Linked DNA regions of Homo sapiens: region 2 is linked to region 1. A link is an interaction called in ENCODE POLR2A ChIA-PET data of the cell type or tissue named here. Cell type or tissue: PC-3. All regions are shown on one strand. Each heading gives the region's core, and the rest is flanking DNA. Links, peaks and the distances in the headings are about the cores only.

Region 1 (10,998 bases), core at 1,430-9,429:
TTGCCTCTCGCCCTGCTGAAGAAGATATCCTGGGCAGGTGGTCCTTTCATGGCTGTTCCTCACGGACAGTTCACTGCTCTGCTCAGAGATGTGTCCTGCCTCCCTGCTGACGCCACTCTGGGGGCCTGGGTTTGCTGTGTCAGCCAGAACCTCCACTTGCTGTTGGGAGGATCTTGCACCTGCCCCACACCTACTCTGTGGGTCCCGAGACCTCCCTGCCATTCCTTGGAGGGTCTGTCAATTTCAGGGTCTGGGGTCTGAGCAAGGGAAAGTGGGGAATGCCACTGTCCAATTTTTGCGCTGCTGTTTGGGTCTGGCAGTAAATCATTGAAGAGTCAAGGCCGAGTCCACCAGGGGGAGGGAAGAGGCAGAGAGGCCAAGGCCCATCTTCAGCATGAATGAATTGGGAGCTGGCCTTGAAATCAGAATTGGGTAATCACCGACATTCCTTCCTGCTACTGGGGGTGGCCATAGCTGGAGAGCTGCTGTGGGTGGCTGTGGACAGAGGAGAGGCTCAGAAAGGGGCCGGAAGCAAGCGACGCTCCATGTTGTGTAATTATTGTCCAGACTTTGATCTCAAGCGACAGGGTCCTCGGGGAGCTTGCTGCACTTGATTTAGGAGTCTGTTCTGCCGTCTCCCACCGCAGACTCACAGCGGCTCCTCCTGCAGTGTGAAAGAGTGGTGCTGACTCTTCTAGGATACAGTAACAGGAATGGTTGTTCCTGTCATACGTGAGGCTTCCACCTCCTCTCCAGGGGAGCAGAAGAGGGCTTCAGGGTGGGGCATCCCTCCAGCAGTGGGGGCCACACCAGTCAGCGCCCTTCCCAGGGGAGCACCCTGGGCCCCTGAATTATGCTTCTTGTCCCCACCACTGACTCCTGGGGACCCCGTGTCCACTCCAAGCTCCAGCCTGGCTCCAAGGAGGGAGCCACGTGAATAGAGTCTCAGTACACTGTAGGGTGTCCTGCATGAGAGGCAAGCTCAGGCACACGCCCTTTTCATTAATTCAGCAGAAACAGGAACATACTCTTTTCATTAATTCAGCAAAAACAGGCACACGCAGGGAAAGTGAAGAGAAAATAAGGACAGAGCATGCAAATGTAATAGCATCAAACCTGCCCTACTTCCCGCGCACACCAGCAGAGTGCTTGACTGTTCCTGGCCATCTCCTTGCCTCAGGTAACTCTGCTCAGCAAAGCTTCACAGGCCTCCATTCATCAATGTGGGATGCCAGGGACATGGAGGCTGGGATTCGGAGTGGACATTGCTGGGAGCAGATGTGCTTCAGGCATGCCGGGGATGTTCCTGGAGCTGGTGAGGGGGCGCCTAGTCCAGGCTGGGGGAAGGCTGAGTCCAGAAGCCAGCTCGGGAGGGTTGAAGTGAACTATGAGGTAGCAATGCCTTTAGGAGAGAAACTGGGAGGCTGGGGCTATCCTCCACAAAGAAAATGGGATGCTCTGGACCAGAAGAATGTCTGCAGGTACCATCATTTTGGTTTTTGCTAATTTTTTATCATTTCTTCACTCATCATTAAGCAGGGAGATTCTGTATGTGTCTGCCGCAGAGCTGGGGACACAGTGACTAGCCACCAGCCCTGCCCTGAGCAAGGAGCACACAGCCAGTCAGGGCTGCGTCCCTTGGCTCGTGGCCTCTTCCTTCATCTTCAGGGTGGCTGCTGAGTCTGAGGGTTTGAGTCCTTCTCACATCCCCTCCTGCCTCCTTCTTTTACATTTAGGGGCCCTCTGATGACACTGGGACCCACTAGGGTAATCCAGGATAATCCCCCTATTTTAAGGTCAGCTGATTAGTGACCTTAATTCCATCAGCAACCTTAACTCCACCCCTTGACCTACAAGCAACATAGCCACAGGTTCCAGGGATCAGGATGCAGACATCTTTGGGGGGACATGATTTTGCCCACCATAGCTTCCCAGAGGGGCTGGCATCTAAACTGATCCTGGAAGAGCGCACATGAGCTTGCTGGGTTCTGCTGAGGCAGCAAGAGGACTCTCACCACTAACAGAGCAGATCTCTTATGTGTCCTCTTGGACATTTGGAAAGACTGGTGCGGTGGGGCGGGGAGACATTAGAAATGGGCTGGTTTTTTGAAAAAGGAGACAAGACCCGGTAGAGATCAGCATGAGTCGGGGGTGTTACAGCGAACACCCAGTCCCTACCATGCCCATGACATTGGCACCATTTCCAGCAGGCGCAACCCCACACAGACCTCGGGGCAGCAGCCTGCTGGGCAGAGAGAGCTTGTCCCTATTCTGTATTTAGGCACAAGAGAGGATTCGGGGAAGGCAGCCAGATGTGCGAGCTGATGGAGACCATGTCCAGTCGGGCTTAGTCCGGTTCAGTCCAAAGGCATGCACTGTACTCTGAGGCCATTTCAAATGTTGCCAAGACCCCTGGGTTCAAGCCAGAAGGAGGACCTCTAGTCAGAGCTGGGGGTGGGGGTGGGGTGAGGGCAGTGGGTATTGTTGTAATTGTTTCAGAACATACTAAGTTAATTTATTTGTTTTGCCTTGTGCCTTTTAAACAGGCTTTCATCATCGAATGTGTTTTCCATCTCGTCCTGTCGCACAGGTAGGAGACCTTGTATTGTTTACTCCTGGAGGCGTCTCCTCCCCATAGCCCTGTTTAGTCGGCTGGGCAGGGAGCTCGTCTTTTTACAGCCTGTGCTTTGCGTGGCCTGGCCGCCTTCTCCGTTTTCACTCCCCTTGTTGATCTGAACCCCTGCCACAACAGCATGCTTCCCTCTGACTTTCACACCAGAACAAATTCCGTGCAGGAACATGGACCTGTCTGCTCTAACCCGGCCCACACCCCGCCACTCCCCTGCCCTCGGCCTCCAGTAGCTGAGTGACCAGGGCCCAGGGATGCCCACACAGGAGGCAGTGAGGTGTGTGGAGGACCCAGAGGTGGGCGGGTGGGTTCCAGGACCAGCCGGGCTCCTCCTGGACTTCAGGATCACAGGGTCCCACGTCAGGGCTCACCACTGCTCCCCTCAAAGCTGGCCAGGCCCGTCCACCTCCGTCTCTCTTCCGTGGCATCTCTAGGTTTGGTTCAGGGCAGGGAGCCAGCAGCCCACAATTGTTCACCATCTTGTCAGGAACCAGAAGTTGTCCAGCCCCCTTATGTTGGCAATGGGGAGACGCTCGGTGCTTCCATTTAGTACACGTTCATGGATGTTCGTTCTAAACCAAAGTGGCAGAGCTCAAAACCATGGCCTCCAGGGGCCTCCCCAGCCACCCAGAAGCAAGAGCCAGTTTCCAGAAATAGACCCCCATCAGATCAGCTCTCCAGAGAACTGCACCAGGGTTCCTGCCGCCCCTGCTGAAAGCCCTTTGCGGTCTGCCCAGGCTCCCCTCCCTCTGCTCTTCCCCTTTCTCTCCATCCTCCAGTGGCCATCCTCACGGACGCACTGCCCTCCCACCTTCCCGATGCCGCCCTTCTCTCCTGGACTCGCTCCTCATCCTGGAAGGTGCAGCTGAACTACTGCCTCACCCCACTCTCTCTTGGTGTCCTCCCCCGCAGGTCAGCTGCACTTTTCTGCTGTGTTCTTGCCTCCGTGACTCACGATTGTCATATTTAGTTATTATCGTGCATTACTGTGTGCCCATCTGCCCCACTAGAAGGTAATGGAGTTGTGTCACTCTCGACCATGTGCCTGCAGCCCAGCTCAGAGCTTGGCATAGACTGGGCATCAGTGAATGCACATTGATTGGGGTGATGGAGCGCTTGCCCGTCACCAACAGGAAGGGGCTGCACGACTTCTGCTTCCTGACAAGATGGTGAACAATTGGCGGCTGCTGGCCCCCTGCCCTGAACCACACCTGGTGATGCCGAGGAAGAGGGAGGGAGGGAGGGGGACAGGCCTGGCCAGCCTTGTGAAGTCTCTGAGGCAACTGAAGGTGGTTGGGTCCTGCTACGTGGGAAAATGTCACTCAGAGCAGAAGAGACTTAAAGCCAGTAGGATGCTAGAACACAGAGGTAAAGGAGAGGAATTTAATTCAGTAAAATGTACAGTTACCTAAACAGGCATGGATTAGTCAGGGTTCTCTAGAAGGATAGGACTCATAGGATAGATGAATATATGAAGGGGGGTTTATTAGGAGAATTGACTCACATGATCACAAGGTGAAGTCCCACCGTAGGCTGTCTGCAAGGTAGGGAGCAAGGAAGCCAGTCCAAGTCCCCAAACCTCAAAAGTAGGGAATCCAACAGTGCAGCCTTTGGTCTGTGGCTGAAAGTCCAAGAGCCCCTGGTGAGTCCAAGAGTCCAAAAGCCGAAGAGCTTGGGAGCCCGATGTTTGAGGGCAGGATGGGAGTAAGAGGAAGCTGGAAGACTCAGCCAGTCTAGCCTTTCCACATTCCATTAGCAGCTGATTAGATGGGCCCACCCAGACTGAGGGTGGTCTACCTCCCCAGTCCACTGACTCAAATGTTAACTCCTTTGGCAACACCCTCATATACACACCCAGGAACAATACTTTGCATCCTTCAATCCAATCAAGTTGATACTCAGTATTAACATTTCGAGGCAAGAACCGAACCAAAACAAAGCCAAAACACAAACCTGTAAGACTCTCAAACTAAAACTCTAAATGATACCCATGTGATTTCAGGAGGGGCTATGGAGTGAAACTGTGGATAGTGAGCTAAGCTTAATTTGAGGTCATAATAATGTAACTACAACTGCATTGAAACAAAAATAGAATGTATACATTTCTATCAGCGAAAAACCTTTCCGTCTTTCTAATGCAAGGTGGGAAAAGAAAAGAGAATACAAAATGAAAGTTAAATAGAAAAAAAATGGAATAAAACCGCTGAAATAAAACTAATTATGACAGTAATTACAGTGAGTGTAAATTGGTTGAATCAATTAAAAGAAAGAGACTTTTGCAGTGGATTTTTAAAAAAGAGTTTCAACAATAAATTGTTTCCAAGAGATGTGCTTAAAATAAAAGAATGTCTAAAGGTTGAAAATAAAGACACAAAAATATATATTGCAGGCATACAGGAATCAAAATAAATCTAAGGTAACAATTTGTTAAACATCTCCCAAAATAGAATTTAAAGTTGGAAAATATAATGTTGGTCAAAAAAGAGATACTATAGAGTAGTAGAAGAGAACAGTAAATATAAAAAGACATTAGAGGGCCAGGTGCCCTGGCTCACGCCTGTAATCCCAGCACTGTGGGAAGCCAAGGTGGGTGGATCACGAGGTTAGGAGTTTGAGACCAGCCTGGCTGACATGGTGAAACCCCGTCTCTACTAAAAATACAAAAATTAGCTGGATGTGGTGGCGCGTGCCTGTAGTCTGAGTTACCCGGAAGGCTGAGGCAGGAGAATCACTTGAACCTGGGAGGCGAAAGTTGCAGTGAGCCAAGATCGCACCATTGCACTACAACCTGGGCAACAAATCTCAAAAAAATAAAAAAGATAAAAATAAAAAAATAAGAGAACAAACTTTTGGGTTCTAGGAATGGCAGAGTAGATTGTATCAGACCAGCCTTCTGCCAATAACAATTACAAACTCTGGACCAACTGAAAAAGCAACTGCTTTATGGCACTGCTGTGCAACCAAAGGCAAGAAGAAATCAGAAGGCATGTGACCCCGGAGGGATGGAAAAAAAACCTACTGTCTGAGTCCTGTATTTTTTCAATTCAACCAGATTTTCTGGGGAGGGCGCTCCCAGTCCTTGGGGCACAGGAGGAATTGAGCTCACCTAAAAAGTGAAGTCCTATCGGGCTGAAAGGTTTGAGTGAGAAACCAAGACTGAAAGCAGCTAGGAACTGTTTTTGTTGCCTTTCTTAAAATATCAGATTGGTGCAAAAGTAATTGAAGGTTTTGCCATTAAAAGTAACGCCAAGAACTGCAGTTACTTGTGCACCGACCTAATATAGTTCACACACAGTAAAATTCCCTATTTAAGGGTCTAATTCAATAATATACATTTTGAAAAATATGTATTCATGTAAACACCATCGCGATTGTGATATAGAACCTTTCTGTTGGCCCCCAAATTTGTCTCTTGTCCTTTGGAAATCAGTCCCTTCTCAACCCCTGAACCCCAGCAATGGCTGATTTGAATTTAGTCACTACAGTTTTGACTTTTTTGAGAACTTCATATAATTGGAATCATGAAGTGCATAGGTTTTAGTGTTTTCTGTCTGACCTCTTTCATTTAGTGTACTGGTTTTCAGCTTCATCCATTTTGTTGCATGTATTAGAAATATATTCATTTTCATTGCAGAGTGATAGCTATTGTATGGTTACACTTCAATTTTTTAATTCACTTCAACAAACATTTGAGTTGTTTCCAGTTTTTGTTGATTATGAATAAGACTACTGTGAACATTCACGTATAAGTCTTTTTGCAAACACGTTTTCAGTTCTCTTGGACAAATACCTCAGAACAGAATTTATGGATCATATGGTAAGTGTGTAACTTTAAAAAAAAGGACGAGACTGTTGTCCAAAGTGCCTGTGTAATTTTGCACTGCTACCAGGAATATGTGAAAGTTCTAGTTGTTCCCCCATCCTTGTCAACACTTAATGTTGTCAAACTTCATTTCAGCCATTTTAGTGGGTGTGTAGTGGGGTAACTTCACTGTGGTTTTAATTTGCCTGTCCTAATTAAAAATGGCATTAGCATCTTTTCAAGTGCTCACTGGCCATCTGTATATCTTACTTTGTGAAGTATTCATTTAAATGTTCTGCCCATTTTTAATGAGGTTGTTTGTCTTATAGTTGCAGTGTAAAGATTGTTTAGTCTGGCTACAAGTCTGTTTTCAAATATGTGTTTGGCAAATATTTTCTCTCAGTCTGTGGCTTTCCTTTTCATTTCCCTAACAATGACTTTTGAGAAGCAAAAGTTTTAATTTTAATGAAATCCAGTTTATCTTTTTCTAAATAGGTTGTACTTTTTCCATCCTATGTAAGAAGTCTCTTCTTAATCCAAGGTCACAGAGTTTTTCTTCTATATTTTCTCCTAGAATTTTTATCATTTAGCTCTTTTATTTAAGTCTGTGGTTCATTTGAAGTAATAAGGTATGAGGCAAAGCTTGAGCTACATTATTCTCTTTTTTTGCATATGAACATCTCATTGTTTCAGCATTTGTTAAAGACATTATCTATTCCTTCATTAAATTGCCTTGGGACCTTCATTAAAAGACAATCCACACATATGTATGGGTCTGTTTAAGAATTTTTCCCCTTCCATTGCATTGCTTTATTTGCCTACCTTTATCCCAATACCAAATTGTCTGTTTTATGCACCTTCATAATAAGTATTGAAGTCAAGTGGCATAGCTAAAATTTCACTGTAAATATTGCCTTTGCTTTATCACATCAATTTAATGTCATGTTTTCATTTTCATTTTGTTCAATATACTTTTCAATTAATTTCTTTCTTGACCCATGCATTATTTAAAAGTGATGTTTAATTCCCAAATATATGAACACTTCTCTGATTTCCTTCAGTAGTCGACTTCTAATTAACTCTGTTGTGGTCAGAGAAGATACTTCAGATTATTTCAATTATTTTAAGTTTATTCAGAATTTTTCTAATGCCTGACAACATGACCTATCTTGGAGAATGTTGCAGTTGTGCTTGGAAAGAAAAGCACATTTTACTGTCACTGGGTAGATTGTTCTCTATGTGTTAAGTGTGGTTATTTGGTAATGCTTTCCAAGTCTTACGTATCTTACAGATTTTCTGTGTTATATATACAGTCATGCACTGCAAAATGACATTTCAGCCGTCAGTGGACTGCATTGACCATGGTGGTCCCATAATGAAGCTGAGAAATGTCTATCACCTAGCGACATCATAGCTGTCATAGCGCAAGGCACAACTCACCCATTCGTGGTGATGCTGATGTAAACAAACCTACTGTGCTGCCAGTCATAGAAAAGTCTAGTACATACAATTATGAACAGTTCCTAATACCTGATCATGATAATAAACAACTCTGTTGCTGGTTTATGGATTCAATATACTACACTTCTACTGTTATTTGAGAGTGTACTCCTTCTACTTATTAAAAAATCAGTTAACTATAGCCTCAGGCAGGTGTTTCAGGAGGTACCCAGAAGAAGGCATTGTTATCATGGGAGATGACAGCTCCATTTGTTTTTTGTTTTGAGATGGAGTCTTGCTCTGTGGCCAGGCTGGAGTGTAGTAACATGATTTTGGCTCACTGCAACCTCTGCCTCCAGGGTTCAAGCGAGTCTCGTGCCTCAGTTTCCCAAGCAGCTGGGACTATAGGTGTGCACCACCATGCCTGGCTAATTTTTGTTTTCTTAGTAGAGACAGGGTTTCACCATGTTGGCTAGGCTGGTCTCGAACTCCTGACCTCAAGTGATCTGCTAACCTCGGCCTCCCAAAGTGCTGGATTACAAGCCTGAGCCACTGCACCCAGCCTCCATTTGTTTCACTGTCCCTGAAGACCTTCCAGTGAGGTAAGATGGGAGGTGGAAGATAGCAATACTGATGATCCTGACCCTGTGTAGGGTTAGGCTAATGTGTGTGTTTCTGTCTTAGTTTTTAAGAAAAAAGTTTAAAAAGCAAATAATCATAATAATAGAACAAAACGCTTACAGAATAAGGATATAAAGGAAGAATATATTTTCGTACAACTATACGATGTGCTTGTGTTTTAAGCCGAATGTTATTACAAAAGAGTCAAAAAGTCAAGAATATTGGAACGTTTATAAAGAAAAATGTTACAGTAAGCTAAGGTTAATTTATTATTCAAGAAAGAAAAATCATTGTAGTAAAATTAGCATAGCCTGAGTGTGCAGTATTTGTGAAGTCCACAGCAGCATACAGGGATGTCTTAGGCCTTCATGTTCACTCCCCACTCTCTCACTGGCTCACCTAGAGGAACTTCCAGTCCTGCAAGCTCCATTTATGGCAAGCGCCCTTTACAGGTGTCCTCTTTTTTATCTTTTACACTGTATTTCTACTGTTCCTTTTCTCTGTTTAGATACACAGATCCCATTGTATTACAGTTGCCTACAGTATTCAGCACAGTATCACTTCTTGTAGCAGGCTCCACCGTCTAGGTTTGTGTAAGTGCACTCCAGGATGTTCTCACAATGACAAAGTCACCTAATGACACATTTCTCAGAATGCATTTCCATCATTAGCAGCACCCGGCTGTGCATCTATAACTGATCACAGTCTACTGGTGCCATTTTACTAGTTCAAGTGAAGTTTTAAAAAATCACCCCTCTCTACATCTCTACTCTTTCTAGTTTATAATATAGTTGTCTTAAATATCTCTTCTACATACATTGAGATCAGACAGCATTATAATTTTTGCTTCAACTGTCAAACATGACTTTAAAAACTCAAGGGGAGGAGGAAAGTATACTGTATTTAATTATATTGTTTCTCTCTTTGTTGTGAATCCTTCTTTCCTGGTGTTCCAGGATTCCTTTATTTTAATCATTTCCTTTATGCTTAGAAAACTTCCTTTAACCATTCTTTAGGGTAGGGCGGCTGGTGGCAAATTCTTAGTTTTTCTTCATCTCAGAATTCTCTGATTTCTTAATTACTGAAGAATATTTTCTCTTGATACAGAATTCTGGGTTGGCAATTCTTTTCTTTCAGGACTTGAAAAAATGCTTTGTCACCTCATTCTGGCCTCCATGGTTTCGAACATAAAATTCATTGTCATTTTAATTGTTTTCCTCTGTAAGTTAAGTGCTGTTTCTCTCTCCCAGCTTTAAAGATTTTATTTATTTTTTGAATTGTCTTTAGTATTGAGGAGTTTAATGTGTCTTAGTATGAACTTATTTGGGTTTATCCATGTTTGAGATACACTCAGCTTTTTAAATATGTAGGTGGTATGATTTGGCTGTTTCCCCACCCACATCTCACCTTGCATTGTAATAATCACCAGGTGTCAAGGGCAGGGCCAGGTGGAGATAACTGAATCATGGGGCCACTTTCCCCCATACTGTCCTTGTGGTAGTGAACACATCTCACGAGATCTGATGGTTTTATAAATGGGAGTTCCCCTGCACAAGCTCTCTTGCTTGCTGCCATGTAAGATGTGACTTTGCTCTCCATTTGCCTTCCACCATGATTGTGAGGCCTCCCCAGCCATGTGGAACTGTGAGTCAATTAAACCTTTTTTTTTTTTTTTTTTTTTTTTTTTTGAGTTGGAGTCTCACTCTGTCACCCAGACTGGAGTGCAGTGGTAAAATCTTGGCTCACTGCAACTTCCGCCTCCTGGGTTCAAGCAATTCTGCCTCAGCCTCCTGAGTAGCTGGGATTACAGGTGCCCACCACCACACTCGGCTAATTTTTGTATTTTTAGTAGAGACGGGGTTTCATCATCTTGGCCAGGCTGGTCTTGAACTCCTGACCTCGTGATCCATCCACTTCGGCCTCCCAGAGTTCTGGGATTACAGGCATGAGCCACTGCGCCTGGCCCTCTTTCCTTTATAATTACCCAGTCTTGGGTATGTCTTTATTAGCAGTGTGAGAACAGACTAATACAGTGGGTTTATGTCTTTTGCCAATTTGGGAAATTTTCGGCCATTCCTTCTTCAATTACTTTTCCAGCCCCACCTTCTTTCTCCTCTCATTCTGGACTTCAATGGCATGAATGCTAAATATCATGTTATAGTCCCACAGTTTCCTGAAGCTCTCTTCATTTTTTCAGTCCATTTTTCCCTGTTGTTTTATTTTTAACTACAGTGATTCTTTTCTCTGTCCTTCATATTCTGCTATTGAGCACATTTATTGAGTTTTACATTTTTGTTATTTTTTTTTCTGTTCTGTAATTTTCATTTGCATTGTCTTTATATTTTCTATTTCTTTGCTGAATCTTTCTATTTTTTATTTGGGTTGAACGTGTTTTTCGAGGCATTTTTAGTATAGCTGTTTTAAAGCCTTCATCTGAGAATTTCAACATCTATGGAGTCTTGGTTTAAGCATCTGTTGATTGTCTTTCTTCATTCAAGCTGTTATT
Region 2 (10,998 bases), core at 2,038-10,037, 82 kb before region 1:
ACTGGGAGTGAGACCAGCTTTGTTCACCTACGAAATCTATGCCTTCCACAAAGCCATTTCCACTGGGATCTGAGAGGTGCCTCCGGTACCACTGTATAGTGAGCCCCATGGCCTAGGTTTCCACTGGGAAGACCCCAGCTCCAGCCCTCCTTCCTTTCCTGTCTGGGTCCTTCCCAAGCTCTGCAAGAGGATGTGCAGGGTCAGCTGTGCAGAGTGTGTGGTGGATCCTCATCATGGCTCGAAGCCCATGTTGATGTGGACATCGCCCAGCTGTCCCGAGGTCTCCAGGGCTGATGTACCTCATGGGACCCAGTGTGCCAGCCTAAAGAGCTTTGCCCTACCCTGCTGGGCACCTGCCTCACTTCTCCATGACACCTCACTTCTCCATGGTGCCTCCCTACTCCTCACCCCAGCATCCTTCTGTCTGTGCCCAGGGCCACCCATGTGTGCTCCTTACAAGGTGCCCTTACCACACAGAGGCAGCTATGTGTTTCCTCCCCAGCCAGACCATGAACGCCGTATGTCTGGGATCTGGGTATCTGTCTCTGGGAATCCCCCGTGCCTAGCATGGTGCCTGATGCACAGTAGGCTCTCAGCCTGTGTTTGGTGACTGCACAAATAGATGTGTGAACTTACATGAGCTCTCGCGTGACATGATTTAATGTCATTCTTATAACAACTCTGAAGTGGGCAGAGTGTGTATGACTGTCCTCCCTTACACAAGAGAAAACAGGGCCCCTTCCGTGGGGCTGGCTGAGGACCCGATGGTGGGCCATAGACCAAAGTCATGGTACCGGTGATTGCATTCCTCCACAGAGCTTGCAGCACATCTGAGCACTGATTTAGGTCTTGGACCCAGCAGTGTGCATCATTCTTTAACCTTTACAAGACTGTAGAAGGCTGGTCTTACCTTATTCCCATTTTATGAAGAAACCAAGGCACAGAGAAGCTGAATATTTTGCCCTGGTCCTGTGCTCCCTGAAGCTAATGCCCAAATGGGAACCCTACGCGAGGGCACAGTCTCAGCCACGCGGCCCCAGGCGGCAGTGAGAATGAAGAGAAACGCCTGGTATGTGCTAGGCTGGGGCCTGGAGGCCCCTTCCCTGGCTTCTCCCAACCAAGAGCGCCTGTTTCTCAACACCTGCCAGGGACCGGGTTGCTGGCAGAGGGCATGGCCAGTGTTGTGACCTTGGAGATGGAGAAAGGAAACCAGTGCTGGGTGCCTTCCTCCCTAGCATCCCCGGGAGCCCTGGTCCTTCTCAGAGTGGCCGCAGGAAGCCTGGTGTGGTTCTGGATGAGGTCTGGGAGAGGGCGATGAAGGAGGAAGAAATGGCATCCCGGTGAGTCCTTTCCTGCTCCTTTAAGGCTTATGGAGAAAGGAAATTCATGTGGTGGCGAGGACGAGCTGACGTGGAAAGATTGCTGGCTTCCAAGCAGGAGGCTGTGGTTTCAGACTCTCTGATTTTGTGGCCTTGGGCTTGTTTCTGAACCTCTTTGAGGCGCAGTTGAGTTATTTGCAAATCAGGGATACAAGTACATGCCCTGCAGGTCATCTCTGACGCATTCTTAATTCCAGGCTTTGAGGATGCTTTGGTGGCCTCATTCACTGGGACTTACTAGCGGGCAGAGGTTGTGATTATAACGGAGGCCTACAATGCACGGGGTGTTTCATCCTCACCACCGCCTGGGAGGTGGCCATGGGTATTTCCATTTTACAAGTGAGGAAAACTGAGATCCCAAAACATAAGGGGTGTGCTTAAGGCCATACGGATCTAAGTGGCAGAACTGGACTCCGGGCCCAGCCACGCCACGGGCCACCTTCTCTCGGCCTGGCCGCCGCTCACCCCAATGCAGCATGTCCTGTGCCCGACTGGACTGGCCAATTCCAAATATGCTTTGAAAAGATTTATTAGACACATCAGGAGTTTTCATCAGCTGGATTTTTTTTTTCCTTTCTGGGTTGTTATTATTTTGCATCAGGAAAAAAAGGAAAAGAATTTAATTCATCCTTAAATGCTGGGAAGAAAGAATGCAACAACAAAAAAACACCACTGCCAGGGAACAGCATGAAGCCAGAGGGTGAGGAGGGTGAGGCCTGACAGAGTCCACCGGGCGGGGATGCAGAAAAAGTCTTGCCATTGGCGGCTGTTCCCTGGGGGTTCACGAGGCCCTCTTCACGGACCTTCTTGGCTGGCGCATGAGTTCTCTGGCCAGCTGGCCACTTGGTAAGTGTCCACAGGCAATGCTTGCTGTAAGGAAAATTAGAGGCACCCAACTCTGAGTTTAGAGGGTGCTATGGCTAGAATGTTTGTGTCTCTCCAAAATTCATGTTGAAACTTAATCCCCAATGCAATAGTCTTACGAGATGGGGCCTTTAGAAAGTGATTAGGTCCTCAGGGCTCCACTCTCACGAATGGCATCAGTACCCTTATGAAACGGCTCCAGGGAGCCTGATTGTCTCTTCCGCCCCTTCGTCCGTGAGGACCTGGGACAAGCGCCACCTCGGAAGCAGAGAGCAAGCCCCTCCAGATGCTGCCTCTGCCAGTGCCTTCATCTTGGACTTTGCAGTCTCCAGAATGGTGATAAATAAATACCAATGATTTAGAAATCACCCATCCCAAGATGTTTTGTTACAGCAGTAGGAACGGATTAAGACAGGGGACCATGTGGTGTTTGTGTGACAAAATGTTTCTGGTTCTCAACTGGAACAACTGCTGGGCACCGAAGGCCCAGGAGGGAGGCAGGCAGTGGGGTGAGTGCTGCTCCCCACACCAGCCCTTAGGACAGAGGTAAGCAAGGGCGGTGCCTGCACCTTCCATTTTTCTTACGTATAATTAAGGGTCCCAGTCCCTGCCTCAGGGAAAATAGAGAAGAGAAGAGCCTGTCTCCGCACACAGTGGTTTATATGTAAATGTGTGTCTAAGGCCGTGGTCCTCACCAGCTTTCTACCTGGGGCCGGGCCACATAAGCATTCTGAGCACATGTGTTGAGCTTATTTGTGAAGAAAGGAAGTTGGCTTGTATATGGGCATCCCACAGCCCTGTCTGGTTTTATGATTTCATGCCCTATGCATGTGCACGTCATTAGATATTTGACCAAGGGGCGCAGCAGAGGGACACTGACCACTAAAAGTGCATCGTCACAGAGGCTTCCCAAATTCCGCCTGTGTTCATGCCCAGCCCCGTCACTTCCCTCTGTTTACTGGGCCATGCCTGCTGCCTTGGCGTCTGCCTCCCCATGTCCAGGAGCTCCCTGTGGGCAGGAAGCTGTGTATGGCTCCTGTGATCGTACCGAAGAATTCAGAGTCATTGCTACACTAAGGACAGCCACGTGCCCACCCAATGGCAACCGGGGCATAAAACTGCCCAGCAGGGATCAGCACAGAACACTGATGTGCACGAGGGGTGCTGGAGAAACCCGCTCGCCCTCCACGTGGAACCCAGGGCACAGTGTGAGACGGATTTGGACAGATGCCCTGACCCTCCGTGGGCACACACTAAGCAGGCCCCACAGCAGCGTGGACCGCCCCGCGTCCAGTGTGATGGCAACTGTCCAGTCACAGAGACACAGGACGGTGCCACAGGCCTCAGTTGGCTGTGCATATTAATCGCATGCCTGCTGTGCCCATGGAGGCAGTGCGGAGGGGGAGGTAGGGGCTGGAAGGAGGAGGAGGGGGGTTGGGCAAGGGAGGGTCTGGAGAGCCACAGGAGCAGGCTCTCTTTCCATCAGCTCCCGGAGCCCTCCCCTCACCCGCTCTTCTTCTCCACACCTCTGCTTTCATCCTCTGAGGCTGGCCTCCATCCTCCTGGCTCCCAGCAGCGGGGGCTGCCTTGTGCTCCCTAGGCTGTGTGTGTGCAAACTCCTGTTTGCCTTTGCACTTCCCCAGGGCTTCTCCTGCTGGGGCTGGAGCCAGGGGACTGGATCCTGCTGGGGCTACAGCCCTCCTTCCCCAAGAGCTGTGTCTTGGAGAGTGAGGAGGAGTCGATGCGGAGGGGAGAGGGATGGCGAGGTGGAGAGGGTGAGGACACAAGGCACCCAGAGGGATAAGGAAACTGTGTCCTCCGTTCCCCTGAGGCTGCAAACCCGGTGGGGGACCCAGTTCAAGTCAGAAACATCTGTAGGTTCAAACTCAGGAAGCCAAGACCAGGAACACCTGGAAGAGAAGTTAGTTGCCTGAAGATTTTAAAGTCTCTGTTGGAGAAAGTTTTAGCTCGTTTCATGGGTGATTGAATCGCAGCTGTTTGAAGTTATTGTGAAGTGATGTGCAGACATGATTTAGTAATCATCAAATGTTAGCTATATACTGCAGGAAGGTATAAGGGGTGACGCCAGTTCTCCCACCCTACTCCAGCCCCACGCCACTCTGGGCTCAATTCTTCTGATGAGTTTCTCCCATAGCGCTAATTGAAATATTTGTCCTGGGTGCTGATTTAGCTGTTTAAACCCATTTGTGTACCCCCCAACAAAACACACTAGAAAAGACGAGGTTTGGCTCAGACTCGCCCCGACACCACCCAGCTTCTCAATCTTTGTTATTGTTTTTGTTATGTTTAAAACTTTAAATATGTTTATGCAATTTTTACACAGTTTATATATATTATGAATTAAATTCTGCAAACAAGGTCGTGTTTATATATAAGTGTAGTCCACCCTTTCTTTGTTTTGAGTTTTTTGTTGTGGTGCAATATATCTAACATGGGATTTACCATTTTGCCCATTCTCAGTGTACAGTACAGTGGCGTTAAGTACACATACGTTCCACCACGCATCTCCAGAATGTTTCGTCTTCCCAAACTGACACTCTCTCTGTTAACATTAACTCATCCTCCCCTCCCTCTGCTCCTGAGAGACACCAATCGCCCTCTGTGTCTGCAAATTTGACTTAGGTGAGGTCTAGAGGGGGGAACTCTACTGGATTTGATCTGTAGTCCACTCTTTCTGAAATGACCAACTTTTTTTTTTTGAGATGAAGTCTCACTCTGTCGCCCAGGCTGGAGTGCAGTGGCGTGATCTCAGCTCACTGCAACCTCCGCCTCGCTGGTTCAAGCCATTCTCATGCCTCAGCCTCCTGAGTAGCTGGAATTATAGGTGCCTGCCACTGTACCTGGCTAATTTTTGTATTTTTAGTAGAGATGGGGTTTCGCCATGTTGGCCAGGCTGGTCTTGAGCTCCTGACCTAAGGTGATCTACCCGCCTCGGCCTCCCAAAGTGCTAGGATTACAGGTGTGAGCCACTGCCCCTGGCCTTGAAATGACCAACTTTCAACCGTGTGTGCATCTACTCGTCCTGCCACATGAGATGAGGACATCAGCCACGTGCCAGGGTCACACAGCCACTCAGCTGCAATTCTGGGGATCACGCTTGGGTTGTCACACAGCCACTCAGCTGCAATTCTGGGGATCACGCTTGGGTTGTCACACAGCCACTCAGCTGCAATTCTGGGGGTCACGCTTGGGTTGTCACACAGCCACTCAGCTGCAATTCTGGGGGTCACGCTTGGGTTGTCACACAGACTCCAAACAGCCTCCGCACCCCCCTCGTCCTGGGATCTTGGCATGACTAGGCATCAGGACTGAAGGGATGGGAGGCTCTTTGGGAAGTCCCCTCTTACAAAAGAGGCACATTGCTGGCTGGGGTTTGTGTCAGGGCCCTGAGGGCTGGCAGGCACAGCTACCTGCTGGTCCCAGGTAGCTCAAACGCCTCTGTGCTGTGTGAGGAGGAGAGTCTAGGATGCGGAGGGTAAGGAGCCGTTGTCTTGAAGCCCGGGCCCTGCCTCTTGGTGGCTTCCGACTCCAGGAATGCAGACAGAGCTCCTGGCGGCTGGTGTGGTGCAGGCCTGTTTCTGCAGGCTGCCTCCTTGTTTATTCCACTTGTACCATTTCTCCTGGCAGAGACCTTCCCCAGCCATGGCCGGAGTCATGTTGGGACAGCTGACCCCTGGGCTCTCTTGAGCTGGCTTAGGAGCCTGGATGCCGCCCTCTGCGTAGAGTAGCAACATTCCTGGCCAGACATGAAAGGAGAGATTATAACAGCCCATTTTCTCCAAGCAGCTTATCCCGATTAAGTGGGAATCAGGCACAAATCCCCACCCTCAAGTCCTTTCTTCTCATCCTCCCCCACCAGCCGCCTCACCCTGATGAAGTCTGACAAGACCCAGGGGGGATGTCTCAGAGCACGTGGAGCTCCTGCCAGCACCCCATATACGTGCGGGGCCGAGCCCCCCAGCATGGCCACTCGCCGGCAGCCGAGGCCCATGGTGGAAAATCGGACCTGCCCGGGGCAGCACCTATGCTCCTTCCTCCCTGCTATTTGTCTTCTGCGGGCCCGAGGGGCTGGGCTTTGCCTGTACATGGTGTTCTCTGGTCACATCAAGACGAGGTTGCGTAATCCCCGGACTGTGCGTGGGGTGTGGGGTTGCCTGGGTCTGTGGCCTCGGGTGTCCGGCCAGGCTAAGCCAGGCCCCTATCCCACCCGGCCAGCAGCAGCCCCCTCACCCTCGTGCAAGCCGGAGCGGGAAGTGCCAGCGAGAAGCGGAGGCCAGGCTGATTTACGAGGATGGAGCCTTCGGGGAGCTCCGATTCGGCCTGGGAAGCTCCTATTCGTGACGCTGCCCTGGGCTGGCCCTGCCGCTCACTGGCCTCCGCCCACACCTATTTTGAGCATTTTTAATATTTTCATAAGGACTGTGGGGCAGATGATTTATGGCTCCCTCTCCCCTTCCAACCCTTGTACAGGGCCGTGGCAAATGCATCTGGAAAGGACTGGAGAAAATACAGATGAGTGAGAAAGGCGCCAATGAGGCGATCTCGGCCACACTCACTTAGTTAGAACGGTCAGGCCCAGCCCCCGGAGCCCAGGGCAGGAGCCAGGCGGAGCAGCTGTCTGTGGCTCTCCAAAGCATCACAACGTTAGAAATGAACTTTGCAGCGCGCAGACCTGGCAGAGGAGGCTGCTGAGGCCAACACTGAAACAAGCAGTTCAGAGGGCAAAGCGATTTGGGCCGCGTTTGGGCTACGCTGGCACTCCCCCGGCCTTTCCATTTGAGAGCAGTAATTCATTGTAAGATGGAAACTGCTTAGAGATAACTGGAGAACATTGGCCTTTAACACACATAAACAAAGTGATTTCAAAGGAAGGGCACTTGTTGGCCCTCCAGCCAGCCAAGGCAGAAAGCCCTGCTCCAGCTCGGAGACCTGCAGTGAGGGCCTTCCCAGGGCCTGTGGGATGCTGGGGGCAGGGATTCTGCTTTTTGTCCCTGGGCTATATCTCACTAGCCGTTTGCTGGGAAGGCAGGCGGGGACCTGGACGCCCGCACACCCTCGAGGGCCTCCAGTCTGCAGGTCCCTAGCCCGGGTCCCAGGCAGTGTGCAGTGTGGACCTGCTTGGCAAGGTCGGTACAGGGGAGGAGCGATCCTTCAGGAAGGTCCACAAAACTGACCACAGCAGGGGTGGGGGTGGGGAGGACTCTTGGGCATGAAGGATGATGGACAGCAACAGGGAGGTGAGGATGGGCCCCAGGCAGAGGAGCTGCGTGCGCAGCGTGGTGTGTGAGGTAGACAGTAGACGGGGAAATCTGGGGGGGCCCGAGGCAGCATCTGTGGAGGGGAGGGTGAGGGAGACAGGTGCCAGGTCACGGGGGTACCTGAGGCCACACTGAGGATCCAGGCCCCGCCTTCAGGGCAACGCAGCTGTTGGTTAGTTTTGGTAATTGACACATAATAACTGTATATATTATATATTTATGAGGTACAATCTGATGTTTTGATATATGTTTACATTGTGAAATGTTTCAATCAAGCTAATCAATAATCTTTCACCTCACATACCGATCTTCTTTTGTGGTGAAAACATTTCAAATCTTCTCTTTTAGCAATTCGGAAATATACAATGCATTAGTATTTATTCTAGTCAGCATTCTGTGCGATAGATCACTGAAACCTATATGTCTTATCTAACTGAGATCTTGTATCCTTTGACCTTCTCCCCTTGCCCCATCTCCCAGCCCCTGGTAACCGCCATTCTGCTTTCTACTTCTAGGACTCTTTTTAGACTCCACATGTTAAGTGATATTTCTCAAAAGAAGACATCCAAGTGGTGAACAGATCTATGAAAAAAAAAAATGCTTGTCATCACAAACCATCAGGGAAATGCAAATTAAAACCACAGTGAGACATCACCTGCCCTGTTCGAATGGCTTATCAAAAAGATGAAAGACAGCAAGTGTTGGTGAGGATGTGGAGGAAAGGGAACCTTGTGTGCTGTTGGTGGGTATGGACAGTCATACAGCCACTGGGTGTTGGGAGGAGAAAACGTGGTGATTCACTCAGCAGATGCCCTCATTCATTCAGTGCTGGCCAACTGCTGTGCTCCTGGTCCTGGGTCGGGTGCCTACTAGAGGATGCAGATACAGCATTTGAGATGGACTGCTCTGGCACTGGCCTGGGGGCAGGGTAGGGGAGCGGGAAATGGTCATTCCTGTGAGAAGCTGGGATGGAAAGGAGAAGACGGATTGGGGATGGTAAGAGGCAGAGGGGGCAGGCTTGGAGATCACATGGGTGTGGACATGGCGGATGGGGTGGGCTGGGAGAAGTGGGTAGGGAAAGGTGGCACCGAGGTAGCAAGTTCTGGTGACCAGGCAGATGGCACCGTCCTGCCCAGAGATGGAGGCTACAGGAGCTGGTGAGTGCCCCAGGCCTGGATGTGGGACACATGAGGTCATGAGGAGCAACCACAGGAGCCGTCCTGTGAGAAGCTAATATGTGAGTCTCAGGAGGAGATGGGGTGCCGAGGGTCAGCGGGGTTGCGTGTGTGAGTGCGGAGCAGAGTGGAGGCCGCGGGAGGCCAAGGCAGTGGTCAGGATGTGAGGGGTGGAGTGAGCACTGTGGGCCTGCTGGAGGAACCTGAGGGGCAGACATTGCCATCTCACTGGCAGGTCGGGGAGAAGGTGGCCGGTGGCAAGGGTGTGCCCTCGGGTTATAAGGAGGGGTTCATGTCCAGACTCTGGACATGTATGGCTGGGAGACTTTGGGTAGCTTTTCTGAGCCTCAGGGTCCCTAAGTTAGATGGGGGTGATGATGTCTACCTCACAGGGTGTGGGGGATTAATGGGCCAAACTTGGTGCTGATGTGCATAGAGTGTGCAGTGAGACCCCAACCTTAGTGATGCCTGTGCCCCCAGATGCAGCTGAAGGGTAGCACCCACCGACTGTAATATCATAAGGGGGCAGGACACACCCAGATATTTAGGACAAATCAGAAATCCTCGTTGGATGCTCTTTCTATGCATGTGAACACATTTTGGTTGGGGCAGGGCGAGGAACCTCTCAGAGCCATGGATGGGGTGGCCGTGAGGAGGGGGAGTTGCATGCTGGGTATGCCTTATGGGTGGGCATGAACTTTGTGGACCAAAGGCCACAGCCCCTTTTGGAGTAGCCCCTTTTGTAACGGTAGAGGGTTTTAGGAGGGATTTGTCGATGAGACCGTGGCTGAGGTTCATCTGAAAAGGCTCCCTGAGGAACCAAAGCCCAAGACTCGCTGGATAGATGTGTTCGGTGCAAACCAGGGTGCAGAGAGCACAGCATCAGGTCCCAGGTGCCAGTTGCCAGGCCAGCCCATGGTTAGACAGCCTCAGGTGGAGGGAGTACAGCTTCTGTGTCCCTGCCTGAATGAACGGTGGCACAGGAGTGGAATTTTGAGATGCCCTGGGAAAAACGTGGAAGCGCTGGAAATGTGTGGGCAGGAACAGTCTTGGAGCACCGTGTGGACCTAGTCACAGACAAGCCCGGCTCACGTCATGCCTCATTCTGCTTATCTGTGATGGCTGACCTCCTCAAGGCCAGCAAGGTATCAGGACTTACAAGTTCCCAACAGCTTTGCAGGCTCTGGAGGACAGCAGAAAGGTCACCGTCCACAAGCAGGCGCTGCCACCATGGAGAGGGGTAAGCGACATATGCCTGGGTGGTTCAGGAGCACCACGCTTAGTCCAGCCCCACCACCCTACAGAGGAGGAAAACATGCTGAGGAGACTTTCAGGGACTTGTTTATGCCCCAGTTAATGATCTTCTCCACTTGGTATCCCCCGGTACAAGGTTTCCAGAAATGTCATCCTTCTGATGGGATGTGGGAACCCCCAGGTCCCGATTGCTCAAGGTTTGTCAAAGATTTCCAGGCCCACGCTGAAGACGGCAGAGGGACAGTGTTACTCGTGGTTAAACGTCTGGTCAGCACCTTCTTTGCCATTAGAAATGTCATCTCCAACTCCCACGAATGTTGCTTCACCGTTAACTGGGGTGACGTCGGGCGGCTGCCTCTGCTCTGCTCTGGGGTCAGGATTTCATTTCTGCTTTTTTCACAGGTGTAAGTCTGGGCTGTTAACAGGCACAGCCCAGGAACCCAAGGACATCTGTTGGCACCACGGCTGCCTGCACACAGGGTGCAGACTTCAGATGCCGTGTCCTTCCCCATCCGCTCCTGCGACCCAGCCACGAAGCCTGGCCGGCTCTATTCCCTGAGCCTCTGGGTGACTTGTGACCCTAATCCACCTCTTTGGGGAGGTTTATTAATTACTGTACTGGAGGCAGCTCCGTGCCAAGAAGTTCAAAGCATCTTCCAACCTTGACCCATTAATCCCTTTAGCATCCCAGGGAGATCGGAAGGCACTGGCTGAGTCCTGTGATTCCCATCGCCTGCCATTGCATACATGGTGGGGGATGGAGGGGGAACTTGAGCAAGGAGAGCTTGGCCTGCATGTCCTCCGTGAGTCAATAGCAGGCCTGGAAAAGAAGTTGAGTTTCCCGACTGAGGCCAAGAGCCTCACTGCCAGCACAGGCTTCCTTCCTTACAAAACAGTTGTCATCCACGCCTCTCAAGATGTACCCGTCCCTCAACACCCCATCCCCCAGCACGGGCCGCCTCAGTATCTTAGTGCCAGCAGCACTACCGCTGTTTACATTGAGCTCTGGAGAGTGGCGTTTTATCATCAGGAGCAGCCAAACACGGC

What was found. ChIA-PET counts read pairs that join two places held together with the same protein. Peaks named below come from ENCODE experiments on the same cell type or tissue, not always from the same donor. Only the 100,000 strongest peaks of a DNase experiment are listed, where the experiment ranks them.
Region 2: POLR2A ChIA-PET joins it to region 1 with 15 read pairs; 4 of 35 experiments call an interaction of 5 or more read pairs at or near these places.

Annotation. Positions count from the first base shown.
Region 1 is chr14:101,278,188-101,289,185 of GRCh38, reverse strand. No RefSeq gene overlaps it. Among named protein-coding and RNA genes, the nearest start is that of LINC00524, 120 kb to the left of the region's middle. RefSeq lists an enhancer at 1-444. In PC-3, for the core only: no CTCF peak of the experiment used is centred there; no DNase peak of the experiment used is centred there.
Region 2 is chr14:101,360,564-101,371,561 of GRCh38, reverse strand. LOC107984697 (a long non-coding RNA gene) reads left to right here and starts at 7,169. Exons shown (of 5, transcript XR_001750892.2): 1 at 7,169-7,390; 2 at 8,038-8,226. In PC-3, for the core only: no CTCF peak of the experiment used is centred there; no DNase peak of the experiment used is centred there.